2 separate regions of the Homo sapiens genome follow, and region 2 is linked to region 1. The links are chromatin loops, found by intact Hi-C in ENCODE. Cell type or tissue: heart right ventricle. All regions are shown on one strand.

Evidence for each region. Peaks named below come from ENCODE experiments on the same cell type or tissue, not always from the same donor. Only the 100,000 strongest peaks of a DNase experiment are listed, where the experiment ranks them.
Region 2: it touches region 1 in a loop (5-fold over the local background); 49 of 110 quality-filtered maps call a loop at or near these places.

The regions. Positions count from the first base shown.
Region 1 is chr20:10,466,065-10,474,064 of GRCh38, forward strand. The region is part of intron 2 of SLX4IP (SLX4 interacting protein); the gene reads left to right. Among named protein-coding and RNA genes, the nearest start is that of SLX4IP, 35 kb to the left of the region's middle. RefSeq lists an enhancer at 508-1,207. In heart right ventricle, a CTCF peak has its summit at 3,627; DNase peaks (open chromatin) are centred at 507 and 3,733; H3K27ac peaks cover 2,927 bases.
Region 2 is chr20:11,539,919-11,547,918 of GRCh38, forward strand. No RefSeq gene overlaps it. Among named protein-coding and RNA genes, the nearest start is that of LINC00687, 330 kb to the right of the region's middle. In heart right ventricle, a CTCF peak has its summit at 4,342 (motif pointing left); no DNase peak of the experiment used is centred here; H3K4me3 peaks cover 311 bases.

The DNA of each region.
Region 1 (8,000 bases):
ATGTAATAGTCATGAATGTTTATCCATTAAAACAAAACTTTAGTAAAATAAAAAAGAAATCCAAATATCAAATTATTGTTAAAAGTGTCAAGTGATACACATGGTGTCTACCTCAGGAAAGTTTATGTGTCCACCCGCTGCCTTAGAGGCATTTGAAAAAGTATAGAATGTTGCCAGGGTCGCTCTCAATAATAATTCTAACTTATGATTTTGAATTTAAATTTTGGGTCCCAGCGGAGCAGTGCTGTGAAAGTTTCCTACCTCATTGTGTGTCTCTGTAGATAATTTCCTCTGCTTCCTGCATCTGTTTTCTTGGATTAGTTAGGTATTATACTAAAGTCTAGAATTCTTTTGGCTGCAGAGCTTTCTCTGCTGCTTCCCTTCCCCCCCAACCTACTTTATTGTGGGTGGGAAAATTTTTGTTGGGAGGGCTTGATTAATTAGAAGGGATTCCTGGCTTCCCTAGCGGTGGCAGCCTGGGAAGATTACAGAGCCTGGCTTAGTGACAGGCCAGTCTGTATTTAAGGAAAAACTCGGACCCGCCAGATTTCTCTGGAATGTGCATCTGGCTTTGTCTTCTACAGGGAATGTGTAATGATCCCCTCCTCTTTCTTCCCACCCATTCCAGGAGGCTAAACGCTTTTACTTTTGCTCTTGATGGGGTTGTCTACTTTTTATTTTGGGAGAGGGGAGGGCTGGAATTTAGGGGTGGGAAGCTTGAGTCGTTTTCTGAATCTAAAGTAAAAGATTTAAGGTTTTATTAATATTTAGGAGGAAAGGAGAGATTTTATTAAAAAAAAAAGAACTCCCTGCATCTTTACTATCAATGTTTTTCTTTCCACTCTTTCAGAGCAATTATAGTTTTATATTCTTCTCTGAATTTCAGTTAACCTTAGTCTTCACATTCCTTAGAACACCACAAAAAGAGAAATAAGCCTAAGAATTGACAATGATTTCCCCTTTATAGTAAAAGTATAGAGCAGCTCTTTAAACTTTCAGAGAAAGAGACAGTTGAATGGTAAATGGGTAATCACTAGGCTTTTGTCTTGCTAGTTTGCCTCAAGGAATCACTTAAATCCTGTGTCCTAGGTTTTTTCGTCTACTTAAATGGGAACGTGGTACTGACTATTATCAGTGCTCATTTGAAAATGGCTGCGTTGATTTTGTGTATCACATTGAAAAGATTTATGCAATTATTTTCATATCAATTGAGTTCTAGGTACTGATTTTTCTACACATTTTAAGAAAGAATAAAACTGAAGTGCCTAAACAGAATAAATCACAAACATTTTAAATGGTTATATTCCTTACTGGAAATAACTTTGGAGTGTGCAACCTTTGTCCCGAAGAATGATTTTACAGAGATTTGTCCCTGTGAAACTTTTAAAGTGAAAGAAGTACCTCTATATTTCTTCTCCTGATACTTAAAGTCTGCATCTTCCAATTCCTCCTTAATTTCATGTATTCCTTGTAAGAGCTTTATGTTTTAAAGACATACAGGGTCAATGCGAGTTTGCAGAGTGGTTGATGCTATGCCCAAACTAACATAGGATGCTGTTTTCCCATTCAGTATCATTGTTCTATTGCTTTGCTCATGCTGGAAGCTGTATTTAAGTAAGTATGTGCTGATTTCGTGAAAGAATTGAAATAAAATTAGTAAAAGTTTTCACACCAGCAGTCACCCAATGAGTTTTATCTCAGGCTTAGAGCTTTTAGATACCTTCTCACTCTGTAAGGCATCTGCTCTGAGTGTTGATGACTTTGAAACAAAGTTCTTGGACTTGAAATTAATTTTTTTTTTCTAAGAGTTCTCTCTGCCTTTCTGGCCAGACACCCAGTTTTCTAGGCTTCATTTTCCCAGTCCTTTCCTCATGTGATAATAGATAAACTAGTCTGTTCTTTTTTTGGATGACTAAAAATGTGTAAATACAGCTCTGGCTTCTTATCCTCCTTTTTAGTCTCAACTTTCCACCTGCCTCCAAGAAGTTTCTGCCTACATTGATCCCTAAAACTTCAAACAAAGAACTGAGTTTATCATGGCTTTCATCTAAGCTGATTTTTGCTTTGAAAGTCTCTGATGCTGCCTCCACACACCCTGGGCTTGCCAAATGATGTCTCGTCCTTCATTCTTTAGTCACTTACTAAACGCATTCCTGCTCTGCAGAGCATCTTGAATTTACTCCTCTTAGAAATTCAAGCCTTTATTGTCCTTGTTTTTATGTCCATGTTAATCTCTGAGGACCTCTGTGCCTCTCTTCTCTTACCATTCCAGTTCATCTAGACAAGTGCCAGGGTAATGTTTTCTTAACATCATATTCATCATGTTACTTCCTTGCTTAGGTGATCAGGGTAATTCCTTTTGTTTAAATGGATCTAATCTGAACTCTCCAGCTAGACGTAAGGCATTCTGATAATTACTCTCCCCTTCCTTTTTAACTTGGACCCATGTTTGTTTTCATCTTGGAACTGGGGAACGTGGCCCACTTATTCCTGTGAAACTAATGCATTTGCATTTCCTGCAGTCATCTGGCTTTTCTGTGGTTTTCCCTCTGTTTGCTATCTCTCACCTTTTCTTCCTTGGTCCACACCCTTCAGCTTTTTCCAAGCTTGACCAGTGAATGACTTGCTTTTTCTTTGTTACACATCTAAACCTTTCCCATATTGATTTCTCTCTTGCTATGTGTTTTTTTGACTGTTATGTGCAGTTTATGTTATGTTTTATATATATTTCCAATTTGTTTTCTTTCCTAAGAACATCATCTTGAGGTGATATACATCTGCTTTTATATACATTATGCCTAGCCACATTCCCTGGGAAGAAGGAGCTGTCCTATGCTTCTTTCATATCTGCACAGACCTTGAATAATCTAAAGCAGGGGTGTCCAATCTTTTGGCTTCCCTGGGCCACACTGGAAGAAGAATTGTCTTGGGCCACACATAAAATACACTTATACTAACAATAGCTTTAAAAAAAAATCGCAAAAAAAATCTCATAATGTTTTAAGAAAGTTTACACATTTGTGTTGGGCTGCATTCAAAGCCATCCTGGGCAGCGAGTTGGACAAGTGTGGTCTAAAGCATTTCTGAAGTGCCCAGTACCCCCCACTTTCCTTGTCCCAAAGATGACAAGTTTCTTCGTCTTGGCTCATAGAGAACAGGGAAGTCACTCCAGCTTTGGATTATTTCTTACTGGTCTTTTTTTCAGTTCCAGTCAGGGAATGTTGTAATCTTCAATTTGTGGTATATTTGTTTTTTTAAAAAAAAAATCATCTCAACCTATTTCTCCTTTTAGGAGTCCACAGTTCCACTTTGAAAATATTTTTAATAATTCTTTTGAAAATAATCTCTATTAATAATCAAGATGACAATCCATAGAATTTGCTTCTATATGCTTCAGAAAAGTAAAATGTTTCAGTATAATGGTTTTGATTGTCTAGACATTATATTTTATTTTAATAATTTCTTAGTGTTAGACCTTGATACTTTTAATTTTTTCCAACATATGTACAAAGCATGTGTTTTTATTACTTATTCTAGTGTAAAAATTAATTCTTACCAGAAAAGTAAACTCAGGATCTCTTACCAAATAGATGAACTCAGTAAGCACCTTGGATTCTCTCTGAGGGCTGTAGGGGGCATCATTGTTCCAATGTTTTATAAAGTATCTTCCCGCTGTGATCTAAAGAAGCACAGCAACTAAAGTGCTTTTACAGTCGTTGGCTCGTGCCCACGTTACTATGACATCCTAAATGCCTGTTTGTTTGCCTGGTGGTTGTATGTGCACACTTGCATCCCTAGCCTTTTATGAATGTGTATATTTAGATTGCTTCTGTCATAGAGTCCTCCTCACTAGGATGTACCACCACCAAACACCGAGGGAAGACAGTCCCAACGACGAAAACTATCCAAAGTGGCCCCAGGGAAAGCATTCTCAGAGTGACACAAGACTGCCTCTTCAGTACTTCCTTTCCAGATTCAGGAACCTGGAGATGATGGTCGGAGAGTAAGGATCCTCTTTGTCCTTTGAAAGCTTTGGGACCCCAGTTCCGCCCTGGTCCCAGCAGTAAGGGCTGGAGGGGGCCAGTCGAGTCTGGAAAGAAATCCTTGAAGTCATAGTTTTATTACCATTACTGCTCATCCGACTCACCTTTCCTTTTTGTTATTATTACTCTTAGTTTGGGGGATGCTTGGTTGAGAAAGTGAGGGATGGGGTAGCGATTGAGAGTGTCCTTGCAATTTACAGTCCCAGAGAATTCCATGGAAATGACATTCCATTGAAATGGCAAAAACGTACAGCAGCGTAGCCGTCATTAGCCAAATAATGTAACGATGCATAGTGTTTGCTAATTGTGCTTTGAGATACTTCTCTAGTAGTAGGCTCTTGGAATATCCATGATTAAGTAATACAGGAAGCTAGGCCTCTATATGTGTCACTTTGTCCCATGTGAGTGTCATGTGACAAAAACACTGATTTTCAGACTGTTGGAAATAATCAGGTTATTAATAGTTACCTTAAACACTCACATACACACATGCACACACTTGTGCTATATTTTGCGAGTTTAATATGAGGTGAAAAAAGAATGTCATGCTGTTTGTTCCACAGTGGAATAGCATTATATAGATTCTGGTAAGGTATGTACCAGGTCTAGCATCCGGATCCTTATTACCTGAAAAATTCACCATATGTTACTGATTAGTATTGAGATCATGTCTGGTTCTAAATTTTTGTGGTTCTCTAAATCTATTCATTTTACTCTAGGTTCTTTGATAGCACTTCTTGAAATTTAGATCATCAAGTCTTTGAGGAAAGGATTCTAGAAAATTAAAATATCAGACTTTTAATCAGGATTCCTGAATGCATGTTGTGGTTTCACTTTTGAAAACTGGATGACTTTGGGTGAATTTTATTACCCCTTTGAGCATCTTATTTCTTCAGCTATAAGGTAGGATTAACAGCAGTGTCTGTTTTACAGGGTTTCTTTTGGATATCAAATTAATATAAAAGACATAATGCTGTGAAAGTGGGAAAATAACATTTTATGCATGTCTTAGGCTGTCAGTAATTATTTTATTATCTTACAGTGACATGCTGTATGGTATTTGAGGGACTTGGCCTTGACTTATTTGTTCCTGGTCTCATAATTCTTGGGAGTGAGGAGTAGTCTAATTCTTTTCATATGTGAGGGCTCAATTAGCAAATCTTTATTTATCCTCATCATGCAAGGCCCTGGGTTAGGCACTATAGACACAGATGAGGCTGATGATTGCCCATCCCTAACCTCAGGTAGTTTGCAGTGAGAAATTAATGTGTCAAACTAATATCATTAAATAAAGGTTAGTGAAAAAGAGATACCAGAGCACCCAGCATAGCTGGGTTATGACCAGATGAGCCCAGTAATTTTTTTCAGACATGTTTCTGAATGGGATGTTGTGGAAAAGCCATAGGGCAGCCAGTCTGTTGGGTGCACTATTTGTTAATCAGTTTATACTTTGGGCTACAGTGGCAGGTGGTCAGGATTAGAAGTTAGGGTTGTTAGATTTTAGTCCTTGCTATTGATTCCTATCTAGGGGCAAGTCAGCTAGCCTCTTTTGTTTCCGTTATCTGTATCTGTGTGACAAAGAAGCCCCACTATTCTCATATTTCAATGGGTCAGAAAATCCAGCTGGGCAGTTTTTCTGCTTTATTTGTCTTTGGCTGGGGTCAATCACTCAGATGCATTTGGTTACTGACCAGGCTACAAAGCTCTAGAAGACTTCACTCACATGTTTAGTTCTTCTCAATGATACCCTCTCTCTTCACAAGGTGTCTCATCACTCAGTAATCTGGCTTGAGCTCCCTTACAACATGGCATCTAGCTTCCCCAGAGCACATGAAAGTGGAAGCTGCCAGCTTCCTAAGGGCTACCTCTGGAACTGGCACACTATTATTTCCACTGTATTCTATTGGGCAGCAAATCACAAGGTCAAGAGGAGAGGAAATAACTGCCTCTTGATGGAAGGAGCAGCGTACCTCCAGAGGAGGGAAGGGATTGTTGGTGGCCATCTTTGGAAATTGTTTAGTGTAGTTTTCTTATTTGTTTATTATAGTTTTCTTATCTATTAAATGAGATGTTGAATTAGGGAGTTTCTAAGGGCCTGTCAAACTCTACATTTCCGTAATACTATACTTTTTTTTTTTTTTGAGATGGAGTCTGGCTCTGTCGCCCAGGCTCGAGTGCAGTGGCACGATCTCGGCTTACTGCAACCTGTGCCTCCCAGGTTCACGCTATTCTCCTGCCTTAGCCTCCCGAGTAGCTGGGACTACAGTCGCCTGCCACCACGCCCGGCTAATTTTTTGTATTTTTAGTAGAGACAGAGTTTCACAGTGTTAGCCAGGATGGTCTTGATCTCCTGACCTCGTGATCTGCGTGCCTTGGACTCCCAAAGTGCTGGGATTACAGACGTGAACCACCATGCCCGGCCTGGTAATACTATACATTTTTATTTAAGGGATTTTTGTGTGCATGGTATAATGGAAATAATTTGGCCTTTGGAGGCAGAAAGGCCTGGGTTTGAACCAGGGCCTTAAGATTGACCAGCACCTTGGGAAGTGACTTGAGTCTTTCTGAGCTTTTGTACACATCTGTTAAATAATAGGGTTAATTAAATAGGATTAATGTTAACTCACTTCTATAATAATTGTCCATCTTAGCACAGAGTCACGACCCAGAAGGTGTTAGCACCCATCCCTTTTCCCTTCTTTGTTACCTGATACAGGCCTTTTAAAGCCAACAATAGTTAAAGATATTCATTGAGGTTTTTTTGTTTTGTTTTGTTTCATTCAAGTATAAAAATGTTTAGGTGTTTAATTGTGTTTTGCAGATGCTGGCTTATTTTTCTAAGACCAGGAGTTCAAACAAAACTGTTAAGTTTGTTTATCTGTTTTGTTGTTATAAATTGTCCTTAGAACATTGTTGCTATTAAGAAAGCAGGCTTAAAAATAACTTAATTTGAAAAATGCATTTTGGTCTGTGAACAGCTGAGTTATTTGGCATTCTAGTAACTTTTGTCTGGAAGAAAAAAATAGCTGTGGGGCATGGCCAGCATTCGGTCTGGCTGTTATACGCTGTGGTGGTACTTAGCTTGTGAACCAGGCCTGATAGGTGAGACTGGGCATGCACTTCTACTCACAGGCTAAATGGTTGAAACCACTGGGGTCAGAAAGCTCAGCAACTAAGGGCAGTAGGAGAAAAGAAAATCTCTGTTGTCTCTAAAGCACTGGTTCTCAGTGTATTCCCTGGACCAGCAGCATTAGTATCTCCCACAGTCATTGCAGTGATTTTATTGTACTGGTTATTGAGAGGGTTAAATAAAAGGATTCGTATAAAGTGTTTAGCACAGTACCAAGTAACCATTTTAGTAAGTGTTAGGCATTATTAGTAATATTCATCTTCATTGTCATAAATATTGATAATCATTGTGGTTAATATTTTTCTGCCAGAGTGTGTCTTGAAGCAGCTTATTCTGCAATTCTTCTTAAAACTGCCAGAGTTCTGTTTCTTTTTTTTTTTTTTGAGACAGAGTCTCACTGTGTCACCCAGGCTGGAATGCAGTGGTGTAATCACGGCTCACTGCAACCTTCACCTCCCAGGTTCAAGCAATTCTCCTGCCTCAGCCTCCCAAGTAGCTGGGATTACAGGCGCCTGCCACCACGCCTGGCTAATTTTTAAAAAATGTTTAGTAGAGACGGGGTTTCACCATGTTGGCCCGGCTGGTTGGTCTTCTTTTTTTTTTTGAAAGGAGTCTTGCTCTGTCGCCCAGGCTAGAGTGTGGTGGCGTGATCTTGGCTCACTGCAACCTCCGCCTCATGGGTTCAGGCGATTCTCCTGCTTCAGCCTTCCAAGTAGCTGGGATTACAGACACACGCCACCATGCCTGGCTAATTTTTGTATTTTTAGTAGAGATGGGATTTCACCATGTTGGCCAGACTGGTCTCAAACTCCTGACCTCAGATGACC
Region 2 (8,000 bases), 1.1 Mb after region 1:
ATAATACACACACATAGAATGGAATTATAGATGATTTTGTGCAGCATAAATGTATAAAACATGTTTATAAATATTGATACACATGTTAAGATTGTCTCTGTGTATGCATTTAAGACAAAAAGATTCCAAAAATGCATAAAAGTGTTCTATACATGAGCACATGTGATCCCAATTTAGGGTTATTTCTAAAAGGTTTTAATTCTTGGCTTTGTACTTGATTGCAAGAGATTCAAATGAACAAATTTGGTGGAAGTCCTGGGAATTCTCTCTGCTCTTCAGCAACTACTCTCTAATTTTCAGCAATTACATTTTTATCACCCATTGTGATCCTATAACGTTAAATGTGCATTAGAAAAGGAGAGGAAAAAGCCTGTAATTTCACAAGCTTTGGGGATCACAGGTTGGGCACCTGCTTTATTACACATACAAGGAATTGATGCTAAATTTTATTCCTCGAAATGATTCTGATTACAGGTAGAATGTAATAGAATTTTCTATCCTGTGACTACTCACAGGATAAAAAATACACATATAATACTTACCATGAAACACCAAATGTGTATTTGCTGGAAGGGACATGCAGAATACACATACAGTACTCAGCGTGAAACACCAAATGCACATTTGCTGGAGTTGAGAAATCAGGCTGGAATTTGTAGGACGTAGAACAATTGCTCTACAAACCCATGACCAAGATGACTGATCCTAAACACGTTCTCAAGAAGCCACAAGAGCCTTCCTTTCCTCTCCTGTGTCTTATCCCTTTCCTCCTCTTGCCCCCTTCCCCACTATGCAAAAAGACAAATAGTTATTTAGATCTCCCACAAAAGCCCAGGAAACTGGACAAAGGGTGACAGGCTTGGGGCAGGAAGGGGGAAGCCCCTGCCACAGAGTTGCAAATAGGTCTCTTTTTCTTGGGTTTGCATAGAAAGTCCTCTGAATGAGCTTGCTGTGGCCTGCCCCTTACCTTCTCATAGATTGTTAATATAGGCAGTAGGAAAAGTACACACAGAACGGTTTAGAGGGAGAAGGGAGGACTCTGGGAAATTTACTAAAAAATTAATGGATCTCCGTCTGGTGCAGTAAAGGCAATTCTTGATTGTTTGCACCAATGCAGTGAGCAGATTATCAAGGCACAGACAAGGTTTCCTTAGTCCGAAACATAGAGAACTCCGGAGGCCCTTATCAAAACCATTTCCCTCCTGGTTTAGCGACTGGTTATGGCTTTAACTGCATCATCTCCATCAGCAATGGCAGGCCAAGCTGCTGCTAGGAGCAAAAGCTAAGGCTGGTTTTCCTGCAAAGCAGAAATACTTGTCATTTCACAGGGGCCTGGTATCTGAGTCTCATTCAGCCATCTTGTTTCCTGTGAGGCCCAGGCTGTATGGACCTGGGCTTATTACTGGGCTTATTTGTGTTTTGGTTTGAGAATAGGATTGAGCGTGTGGTAATCAGATGATGCTCTCTGCAAACCGCCTGGGGCAGAGCAGCTAGAGTTCTGAGGGAAGCCTCCAGCTTCATCCTTCGGGAACTCCCCTTAAGTCCCGTAGCTCCCTCCCTGCTCCTACCTTTGGCCTGAGAATTCTCATGCTGCTCCTTAGAATTCTAAAGACTCATGATGTCTGGCACTCTGCTAGGCTGGACCTTCACTTTTGAGACGGATTCAAAGGTAAATTTTGTTTTGTTTTGTTTTGTTGATATGGAGTCTCACTCTGTCGCCCAGGCTGGAGTGCAGTGGCGCAATCTCGGCTCACCGCAAGCTCCGCCTCACCGCAAGCTCCGCCTCACCGCAAGCTCCGCCTCCCTGCAAGCTCCGCCTCACCGCAAGCTCCGCCTCCCGGGTTCACGCCATTCTGCTGCCTCAGCTTCCCGGATAGCTGGGACTACAGGTGCCCGCCACCACGCCCGGCTAACTTTTGTATTTTTAGTAGAGACGAGGTTTCACCTTGTTAGCCAGGAAGGTCTTGATTTCCTGACCTCGTGATCCGCCTGCCTCGGCCTCCCAAAGTGCTGGGATAAAGGCAAATGTTTTAACCAAAAGGAGTAACTCTGTAAGGGTTCCATGTGAGACACTGTGGTATCTTGTAGGTGGAAAAAACTTTATGATATGAGAAGAATAAGCTGCGAATTCTTCTTCTTTTCACATTACCAAAGATACATGTTTTCTCTCTTATTTTAATAAGTCTTATTTTAATAATAAAATTGTAATTGCAAGCCACCTCTAAAGTCTATACATGTCTTATTAGTCATTTTATTTATTTATTTTTTTAATGCTCAAGGGGTTGTTTTGATACAGACACGTGGGATACCAGAATGCCTTTATTTTGCAGAAGAACAAACTGAGGCTGGAAACAGAACTATGCAAAATGATGACTTAAAACATGAATACTTACATGTTTATACGTGTCTTTTTAATAGAAAATAAATAGCCATTAAAATCTAGGGGAAAATTACAGAGAAATTCAGAAATAAATGAACCAGAACATCACCCCCAGGTATTTCTGCTATGGAGTTATCGATGAATTTTCTCCCAGTCATATTGTCTATGAATTTGTTTTAATTTGTGGTGTTTTGCATTCATACTATTTGCACAATTTTGTATCTTTATGTTTTTAATGTTAAGAACATAAACACATCAATTACTTGTTTTCACAACAAAGTATTTCCATGAATGAACATGCCTTTGTATGCTAGACAGTTTCCTGGATTTTTAACCTTTAGATGTTTTCTGGTGTCACATTAATATAATACTGTGTCCAAAATCTTTTTACCTTTTTTGCTTTAAAAAAAAACTAGTTAAATTAGTCAACCAATGTTCTGAAGAATATTGTTAGATTCAAACTTTTAAAGTATGTTTGGAAGTTAGTTTTAGATGAGTTGCTTCGAAAATATCTACGTTTTTACCTTGCTTTAGTTTTTTTCCTTATGTAAGCATATCTAGTTTACATTTTCACAAACAGATATTAGAGGTGTGTTGTTTTATTAACTGTTTAAAAGTCTGTCCAGTATATTCAATGAAGACATCAATCAGAATAAAATTACAAGCTAAAAATAATTCTGAAACCTTTCTTTATAAAATGGTTATCATGTGTGTCATCTATGTTGTTGTGTTTGTAAATACCTATGCTAAGTGGATGGGCATAGCTCACCCAATAACTGAAAAGATTTTTTGTGGGGACACAAGGACCCTTCTTTTAGGTACAGAAACTGCAACAAGCTATATAGTGGAGCTAAACTTAGGCGTACAGCAGCCTTTCCAAGAATTTGTGGCACAAAGCAGACAGGAATATTCTACACACACACACACACACACACACACACACACACACACACACACACACACATTCCGCTTCCTGTCTCTGACTTTCTAACTTGACCTTACTTACTTGCAAACTTGGAAATACAGGCATTCTCTCTCTCTCTCTCTCATAGAGTCATGATTCTCAAACATTAAAATAGCTTAAAAATTAACATACCTTAATGTCATCTTAAAGAGTGAGGAAATATTTAGCGATCCTGTGAACAATTTTTATTTTCTGTAAACTTCCCCAATCCTCACATTTACCTTCCTAGGTAACTATGTGCTTGACTTATATATTTTTTCTGCATTCTTTGTAGCCCTTTCTTTCCCCCCATGGACAACTGTGTGTCCCAGCATTACAATACATGTGTGGACAAAGAAGCTTTCTGTCCAGAGAGAAATTAAACATTCCAGTGGCTTTTCTCACCAAGTCCTGACACAGAGTGACCCTTGGCATCTCATTTGTGGGCGAGCGTTGAAGATGGTGGAGAGATAACCTGAAGCAAATCTCAGCCTGTTGTTCAGGCTGCCTTGGGCAGTCCAGAGAAGAACAACATTTAGAACATTTATGACCTGTAAAATTTATCCTCTAGAGTTGAGCCCACAATTTTTGGCCAATAATTATATGTGAGAGTAAAATATAAGGGACATATCTTGGAAGCAGTATTGCTGAGTACTTCAGAAATGAATGACTATTTTAATCAACCTACCTACATTTGGGCGATTATCCAAACTATTTGGCTTTTTACTCCTCTCCCCTTCCAAACTTACCCTCCTAAAAAATGTTTGAGAGTTAATAAAATGATGTATTTAGAGCTCTTAAGCCCTAGTTCACCTTGTTTTTTTTTTTCTTAGTTACCTTCGTGATTACTTCTAATTCTGCCCTGAGGTGCAAACTTGATTCCATTCAAAGGAAAAGGAAACCAAAACAAACAACAAATAAAAAGTAACTGAGGAGTGTCTCCAAAAACTACTACTGAAAACCTAGTTTACCTACAGTTCAAATATGATCCACTCTCGCCATCTGCTGGCTGTATTTTTGATTTTTTAAAAGGGAAGTACTGGCACAGACACATGGGCTAACGTTATTGTGTTTTGATGTGTTGTGAATATGTGTGGGGAAGCTGGGCACTAAACCGTCCAACATTCAAATTCAGTATGTTTTTGAGCACCTATATTTAGCTGAGTCTCCCTAGTTTATAATTTGGTGGAGGGTTTTATACGTAGAGAATCATCACAGTCAAGACGAAGTAGAGACTGGGACCAACGGCTGCATCCGTCAGGGAGAACTTCTGTCAAAGAATAACGCACAGACACTGGGTCTCAGAAAGTGGCTGTCTCTGAGGACTCAGCGTGTTTCTTCTCTTTGATGAAACTAATGATGACTCAACTCCATGGATCTAATTGTCTCCCTCTAGAATTACCTTTTCTGAGTGTTCAGGGCTCCTTGATGGTTTTGGGTTTGTTTGTTTGTTTGTTTGTTTGTTTTTTGAGATGAAGTTTTGTTCTTGTTGCCCAGGCTGGAGTGCAATGACGCGATCTCGGCTCACTGCAACCTCTGCCTCCCGGTTTCAAGTGATTCTCCTGCCTCAGCCTCCCGACTAGCTGGGATTACAGGCGCAAGCCACCATGCCTGGCTAACTTTTGTATTTTTAGTTAAGACTGGGTTTCACCACGTTGGCCAGGCTGGTCTCGAACTCCTAACCTCAGGAGATCTGCCCACTTTGGTCTCCTAAAGTGCTGGGATTACAGGCGTGAGCAACCGAGCCCAGCCTACCCAGTGGTTTTTTCTTTAGACGGAGTCTTGCTCTTGTCACCCAGGCCAGAGTGCCGTGGCACAATCTTGGCCCACTGCAACCTCCACCTCCCCAGTTCAAGCGATTCTCCTGCCTCAACCTCCCAAGGAGCTGGGATTACAGGCTCTCGCCACCACCCCTGGCTAATTTTTTTGTATTTTTTTAGTAGAGACGGGGTTTTACCATGTTCGCCAATATTCTCCTCCTCCAAAAGGCGTGCCTCAGCTGACCCATCGAGGTTTCCCCGAATATAACATTAACCAACCTATTTGGAGTGTTTTACCCAAACACATGTATTTAAGCCACACAATAACCCTATGAGGTAGCCATTATTAATCGTGTTTTATAGATGAGGAAATTGAAATCCAAAGATATTGATGACAGAACTGCTAAGTGATAGAGTCAGCACAATGCCTGGATGGAAATTCACTTCCAGAACCACATCTTCACCACAAACATTGCTGTCAGGGCTCTCCAGGTAACCCTGTTTCTGTCCGTGCAGTGTGCAGCTAACAGAATTCCCTTATCTCAGCTGGGAAACAGGAGTGATGGAATCATTTCCCACTCCCAAGTCATCGCCACAAAACTTCTCCTTCAAAATTTGTCTCCGGAATCACTTGTTCAAAAAGCCCTTTGAATTTCTCTTTCTCTCTGAGTACTCAGAATATGCCTGTCCTATAAAATTTCATTTGGCGGCTTGTTTTCTTCGTGCCCCTCTAATATTCACCAAGATTATATTTATTTGACTTTACTCTCAGAGTGTACTTTGTGGGGGGGGGACAAAAGTGATTATTTTTCCTCTAATGCTGTCGTATAAATGCTATGGCAATCTAGTACCTCTCATACGTAGGGATATGCCCAGGTCTTAGGGAAAACTCACTTGTACATATCTGTGTTATTGGGCCTGTGGGCCAATGATATTTCTATTTCCTGTTCTGCAACTTTGTGTACAACAATAATTTAAAGTAGCTTCCAAAGGATAAAAAATGTTCTCTAAGAAACTGATGAATCTATATTTACTTATGTTGCCCCACATCCTGCACATTCTTTTTCTTCGAATTAACTTTCATTTTCTTTCTATCTTTCCTTTCCTTCAGGTTAATAACCTTTGCTGGTGGGGTTCTCCAGAATCAGCTGCCAAAACAGAGTCTGAGTTTCAAGGTACTTATTAGGGATCAAGCCCTGTGGAAGACACAGGGGAAGCTGAACTGTGAGGGCAGCCCACAGAAGCCTCCCCTGCCCTGCAGGGAGCTCTGGAGTGAATACTGTTCTGTCCACCAGAGCTGGGCCCCAGTGGGCGAACAAGACCAGGCCTTTGCACCCCCACCTCACTCAGCATCAGGCTGTGTGGGTTGTCCTAGGAAGGGGTCGACTCAAAGAAGAAGACACTGAGGAGATGACAGTGGGACCATCTGCCAACTCTACTCCCAGAAGCTGGGCAGTGAGGCTTTCCTTGCTGGGATTCTTGGTGGAGAATCTCCCTATTGATCACGGTGGCATGAATTCTGCCTATAGCTCACACGGTGCTCTTTCTTTCTTACAATCCATGTCACACAGGCTGTGCTTTTGCATACAAACAGGGACTATCTACTGATGCACATACTTTGTCTTCTCAGTAAAGAATTTACCAAAATACAAAAGAGCTACCTCAGTGTCCATAATCTGCAGGTGAACCTGAAACTCCAAGAAACTGACCAGGAAAGAGAAGCATGGGAAATTAAGAGCCCTACCTCTTCATTTCCAGAAACATTTCCATAGGGCTTTCAAATGTTCCTTTAGTTCCTTGTAAGGAGTAAGAGAAGGGCCCGTATTTGCATCCTCAGGAAGGGGAGGGTAAGTGTCTGCTTTCCCCACCCTGCCATAAGAAAACTCCCTGACTCTGTGCCTGCATCACTGCAGGTCCTCTGAGACGCAGACACCTACAGGGAAATAGACGTGTGAACAACGTGTTGGAAAAAATTCCTGTGAAGGATAAACAGAGCAGCAGAGAAAAACTTCAGTCTACAATGGAGGTTCAATACCTGAGAAAGACCAGAGGGAAGAAGGGGGACCGAGCGAGCCTGACAGCACAACATAGCTCTGGGAAAGCCTTGGCCAGGCTGACGCACAGTTCCAACATAGAGATGGTCCATTAGAGGGAGTCGTGGGATAATCCAATTCTATTTCCCTTACTAGGCTCAGTAATAATCTGGAGACAGCCCAGGAATCGTGCATCCTCTGTATGAATGCTGTTGTGGGTCCTAAAGGTGCAGCAGCAGCTGGATACTGTCAGGTGATAGACATGAAAGGTTATTTTCAGAAGGAGACATGAGCAGTGTATTCCTGGGACTGCTACAATATGCTTAGTATTCAGCACCAAATCCTCAAGAATGGGTTCATAGTTGTCTCTGGTCAGGCTACCATATAAAAAAAATGCCATAGACAGGGTGGTTTAAACAACATTGATTTCTCACAGTTATGAAGGCTGGGAATTCCAAGATCAAGGCACTAACACACTTGCTGTCCAGTGAGGAGCTGCTTGTTGGTGTTCAGATGTCCGTCTTTCTCTTTTTTGCTTTCTCTCTCTTTTTTTTTTTTTTTTTTTTCTTGAGATGGAATCTTACCCTGTCACCCAGGCTGGAGTGCAGTGGCATGATCTCGGCTCACTGCAACCTCCGCCTCCCAGGTTCAAGCAATTCTCCCTGCCTCAGCCTTCCAAGTAGCTGGGATTACAGGCTCCCACCACCACACCCAGCTAATTTTTGTATTTTTTTTTTTTTAGTAGATACATTGTTTCTCCATGTTGGTCAGGCTAGTCTTGAACTCCTGACCTCAGGTGATCCACCCGCCTTGGCATCCCAAAGTGCTGGGATTACAAGTGTAAGCCACCACACCCAGGCTGTTCATCTTTCTCATTGTATCCT